Regions from separate parts of the Homo sapiens genome. Here region 2 is linked to region 1. A link is a loop called in an ENCODE intact Hi-C map of the cell type or tissue named here. Cell type or tissue: PC-3. All regions are shown on one strand. Each heading gives the region's core, and the rest is flanking DNA. Links, peaks and the distances in the headings are about the cores only.

What was found. Hi-C counts contacts between places; a loop is a spot of excess contacts. Peaks named below come from ENCODE experiments on the same cell type or tissue, not always from the same donor. Only the 100,000 strongest peaks of a DNase experiment are listed, where the experiment ranks them.
Region 2: it touches region 1 in a loop (2.5-fold over the local background); 7 of 110 quality-filtered maps call a loop at or near these places.

Annotation. Positions count from the first base shown.
Region 1 is chr14:81,322,973-81,325,773 of GRCh38, forward strand. It overlaps STON2 (stonin 2), which reads right to left. Exons shown (of 8, transcript NM_001394390.1): 5 at 1,045-1,215. Among named protein-coding and RNA genes, the nearest start is that of STON2, 76 kb to the right of the region's middle. In PC-3, for the core only: no CTCF peak of the experiment used is centred there; a DNase peak (open chromatin) is centred at 1,279; H3K4me3 peaks cover 1,645 bases; H3K27ac peaks cover 741 bases.
Region 2 is chr14:81,381,123-81,383,923 of GRCh38, forward strand. All of the region lies in intron 3 of STON2 (stonin 2), which reads right to left. Among named protein-coding and RNA genes, the nearest start is that of STON2, 18 kb to the right of the region's middle. In PC-3, for the core only: no CTCF peak of the experiment used is centred there; a DNase peak (open chromatin) is centred at 1,589; H3K4me3 peaks cover 1,531 bases; H3K27ac peaks cover 2,312 bases.

The DNA of each region.
Region 1 (2,801 bases), core at 153-2,652:
TGGGCAATTTCTATTGCATTTCCCATACCGCCCTCCTATAAAACCCCTTAGCTTAGCATCCTCACACTCTGATGTAATTCCTCAAATTAACTTTACATGTAGCCTTGTCTTTCCTACATGTTTATGAATATCTTCCCAGGTATTAAAGTTTGGACTAGGCCAAGAACAGAGGCAGCAACTTTATTCCTTCACATGTCAGTGCAATCAACGGCTTGTGTTTAGAATAAATATTTGAGACACACAAGCCTGTTAACAATGCAGTGCTTGATTACTCTGAATTACTCTCTCACCCACAGCAACTGAGGGAGAGGGCCTTGGCACCAGCTCCCTGCACAAAACCTGCTTCCCAGCCTCCACCATTTGCCTCCCGACCATTCTCTCAAAGAATTCTCAACACACTATACAAAGATCTCAGTTTTCTCCCTTAAATGCCACACAAATTCCACATTGAACACAGACTTTTTTCTTCCCATTAGCACCACAGATTTAATTCAATACCTTCATGTTCACAAATATTTAATTGGACTTACCTTGTAACTCTTTTCCTCAAACCCCACCTTGCATCTTCCGTTCCACACTGAACTCCTTTAAATAAAGGGTCTCTTTTTGTTTGTTTTGAGACAAAACATCACCTTGGTCTATTACAAAGCTATCTTGACACTTAAGCTACATTTCAATTAGTCAGAGGTGCCTATCTATTAAAATGTCCACAATCCTTCACACTTTTTCTTCCTCAAAACCTATTTGGTAAGCAATGTAGTTTTTTGTTTTGTTTTGTTTTTCTACAGTGCCAAAAGGGTACATTGTACTAACTAGAGGTAATTAGCATGTTAAGTTTTCTTCCCAGGCCAGGCTATCGGGTTACAACTTCTAATAAACCCTCCTGCGAAAAGACATTTCTTTGTCTGGGGACCACCGAGAACTAACCAAACAAAACACCTTCAATTGTCTCAGAAATTCTGCCATCTAAACACAATCAAAAAGAAAAGCCAACACCAAAGCAAATAAAATGAATGAAGCGTTCCTGCTGCGGGCAGCCCTTACCATTGGGAGCAGAGGCCCCCTCCGGACCCTCGCCGGGGTTCTGGCTCCTCTTGGGCTGGGGTGAGGGTGGCGAGGGGTCCAGGCGGTGGGTGCGGGTGGAGGTATGCTCCGAGCATGCTTGAACAGGACTCACTGCCGTCTGCCTGCCTGTCTGCCACTCCGTCCTCTTGTCTGGGTGGGAAGGGCCAAGATGAAAAAAAAATGTGCAGGTTACTCACTGGCCTTCTCTGGCGGGCAGACACACCCAGGAGGAGGGAGAGGCCAGGCGCAGACAGGAGAGTCTTCAGAGGCTGAGCCTGAGATCTCCCTTCTGATTTCCTTTTGTGATTACTTCCTGAACTTTAAGCTCAGTCTGCATGGGCATGGGTACTTAGGGAGGCAAATAACACTTGGGTAATTAGATTCTAAGGGCTTAATGCAAAGGTTACTTCAAAAGGCAGTGCTTTAGCACACATCCTTTTGCATTTCACTCTGAAATTTGTTTCCTCCGAGTTAGAGTGTTAACACTAGCATAGGAAATGAGAGTGAAGGGTTACTCTGGGGCAGGGGTCTGGAAGAGCCTGGAGCAAGCAAACCTGGATGTGATTTAAACAATGAGTTTCTGGAGTCACTTTTAGGCTGAATTTTAGAGAAACAGGATTCTCAACAGTCTCCCAGTGCCTATGGACTTTGCCTTGTCCAAGGGGCACATTCTTGAAGTAGGCATCTAGAAATCAAGATTTTAGAAATGGATTCACATTGAAAGTTCAAGAACTTATTTGATAGCCTGACCTCTGATTAATCCTGAAATGAAGCCTTTCACAAATGGATAATAACTTGTTGGTTTGGAGGAAGCATGGGTGTTCATAAACAAAGGCATGGCAGTAATACAGCTGAGGGAGATGGAGCGGAGGGCGACGGAACAGGTACTTGCCTCAATTAACCCTAAAAATGTGCTTATGAGGGAGGATAACTGTTCCTCTTTCACATGTGAGCACACTGAGACCCAGAGGTTAGGGAACTTGGCTCATGCTGGGCCAGCTAGTGAATGGGAGACCCCGGATTTGGACCCAGGTTTGCCTGAACCCAAGACCTGGTATCCTCCCACCATACAGCCAGGAATGCCTTTCACCACTCCAACACTCACCTTTCCTCCACCTGCAGCTGACCTAAGGCTAGATACCTTTCCTTAAAGTTTTATAACTTTTCCAAAACTGATATGCCATGAAATGTAATTCTGTGGGTTTCTAGTAAGTGCAATAAAAGGGGGAAAATGTACTATATAGGTTTCTCTACCGTAGCTTCTCATAGCCTTTTGTATGCTAATATACATTGTGACTCTCCAAGTTCAGGACCTACAGTGTGCCACGTTTCCCTTCCCAAAGAGGGGAAGGGATCTTCTGAATTTGGGAAACAGTATTAAAGAGATGTGTTGTTTTTTTCTCCTCCTCTTTTTTTTGAACTTATAAAAAATTCATTATAAAAAACTTCAAACAGTATATAAGGGCATAAAATAAAAAGTAAAAAATTCTCTATTATTCTTAACAATCTGTCCCATTCCCCAGAGGTAACCACTGTTAGCAATTTCTTATGTATCTGGTTCAGAAATGTTTATGTATATAAAGCATATATGACTACCCTCTTAAAAACAACATAACTTGGATTAAAGGATACCCGTGATGTGTTATTTGGCACTTAAAAAAAACTTAATGATACATTTGAGATTTTCCATATCAGCATATAGAATTGCTTGGGCAAGTTAGAGTCAAGAAAAGTAA
Region 2 (2,801 bases), core at 44-2,543, 58 kb after region 1:
GAAAAACTGGATATCTACATGAAAAAGTGAAACTAGACTTGTACTTCAAACTGTACAGAAAAATCAATTCTAGCTAGATTGAATGTCAAAGTGTGAAGGCTATATAAGAAACATTTTAGAAGACAATATAGCCAAATGCATTCATGACTTTGGAGTAGAGAAATATTTTCTTTACCAAGACACAGAAAGCACTAATAATAAAAGAGAAATTGAAAAAAACTGTATCATTAAAATAAATAACTTATTTTTGCCAAAAGACATAAGGAGAATGAAAAGACCATTCACAGGATAGGAGATAATATGTGCCACACATTGAATGCACCAGGAACTCCCAGAAATCAGCAAGAAAAAGGCAGAGACACCAACAGGAATATAGCTGAACAGGGATTTCATGAAAGAAAAATCCAAATGGCACCAAAAAAGGATGCTCTCAACCTTGTTAGTAATCTAGGAAATGCAATTTAAATCACATGATATATTAAGATCCTGTTACCCTTCCCCCTTTCTTTCTCCACTTCCCTGATCACAAAAATAGAAAAATATGACAATCCTAAGTGCAGCTGAGGAAATGGAGCCACAGTGTCTTTCATGTACAGCTGGTAGGATAGTAACTAGAAACCACTTTAGAAAATGGCTTGTTGTTATCTGATTAAGCTGAATATGAACACATCCTAAAGCACAGCAATTCCCATCCTACTTTTTTATACAAGAGAACCACCTGCACATGTTCACCAGGATACACGTTAAAAATGTTCATAGAAAGACAAAAATAATGCTCATGGAAGTGCATTATCATCTTAGAAACAACCCAAATGGGCCGGGCACGGTGGCTCACACCTGTAATCCCAGCACTTTGGGAGGCTGACACAGGCGGATTACGAGGTCAGGAGTTTGCGACCAGCCTGGCCAACACAGTGAAACCCCATCTCTACTAAAAACACAAAAAATTAGCCAGGTGTGGTGGCAGGCACCTGTAATCCCAGCTACTCAGAAGGCTGAGGCAGGAGAATCGCTTGAATCCGGGAGGCGGACGTTGTAGTGAGCTGAGATCGTGCCACTGCATTCCAGCCAGGGCGACAGAGCAAGACTCTGTCTCAAAAAAAAAGAAAAGAAAAGAAAAGAAACAATCCAAATGTCCATCAAAAACAGAATGGATAAATGGATTGTAGCATATTACTATAATGGAACACAGAGTAATAAAAACTAAAAGAACCATAGCTACAAGTTCTTTTCGTTTTTGACATGGACAATTCCCACAAAAAATGTATTAAAGGAGTAAGCCACAGAGTAATACAGTATTATTCCATATATATAAAGTTCAAAACCAGGCTAAATTATCATTCTTGATGCATGTGTAGGTAGTAAAACTGTCAAGAAAAGTAAGGTAGTTATCATCATGAAACTCAGAAGGTGGTGATACAGAGGGGAGGGAAGGGGATGTGATGAGGGAGGAGGGTGTGATCAGTAGGGAAACACGCAGGGCCTCCGGCGATGACAATATTCCATTTATTAAACTGGGTGATGGGTTGTACTGCTGTTCTTTATAATCTAATACACAATCTTAAATGTTCTTTTGTATTTATTCAATAGGTAATAAAACTTATTAAAACCACATATCAAAAAAAGACAGATTACTCAGTAAGAAAGCTATTTCACTTAATGGTATTTGCACATCGGCTCCTTACATTTGTGAGATAAAATGCCAACGTTTCTCTTGAAAGAGAAACTAGGAAGAGTGCATTTGGGAGAAGCAAAGCTTCTGCCTCTCACAAACTGTTCTCATTCGCTCTAATACACTTTGTTTATTTTTCGGCTTAGAAATCTCCGATAAGTTATTTTATTCAGGTTCTTAGTTGAATGTCCTCAGGCCACAAGCTTAGCTGAAAGAAAGTACTGGGCTTGGAGCTGACTCTGCTCCCAGGGGCCAGACCTTTGATGTCTGAGCCAGGTAAAAACAGGATGCTGCCATCATATTTCAAGCCACATCCATCCAGCTTGAAGGAATAAAGTGAAGGAAAGATCAATATCTGCTTCTTCTCCTTTCCTATGAGGTTAAGATCAGGGACCCTGGATCCAGACTGCCTGGTTTGCATACCAAATCCAGCCCTGTAGCCTGGAGCAAGTTGCTCAAATCCATTTGTTCCTCCTTTTTCTCACCTGTAAAATGGAGCTGAAGAGAGTACAAACCTCCTAAGGGGATTAGGTTAATACTGATGAGGCACTAGCAAAAGTGCTTGGCACAAAAAGAGTACTCAACATGGGTTAGGTGGTGATGGTTATTATTCTCAAACATATATTTTTGTCCAAATCGACTTGACATCTCCATCTGGGTCTCTAACTTTACATGTCCAAAACTAAGCTCCTGTTATTCCCTCCAAACCAGCCCCTGCATCCTTTCAACTGCTCAGAACAAAACCATCAAGTCATCCTTGATTCTTCTCACAGTTGCTCCATCACAATTTTTGCTAGTCCTACCTTCAAAATACATCTGGAATCCAATCACTTCCTGCCTTCTCCAAGCTACCACCCTGCTGCAAGCCACAATCCTCTCTTGCCTGGATGGATACAGTGGCCTCCTACCTGGTCTCCTTGCCTCCACCTCTGTCCTCTCCTCCCAGTCTATTCTCAGATACACCACTCTCAACCGCTACACCATAGCTGCCACACAGTTTTAACAGAATTACTGTTGAAACTCAAGCTGGATCAGGCCACACCTCAGTTCAAAACCCTCCATTAGCTTTCCATCTCACCCACAATAAAAAATCAAAGTCCTCAACATGTCTGCCAAGGACCTGTGTGTC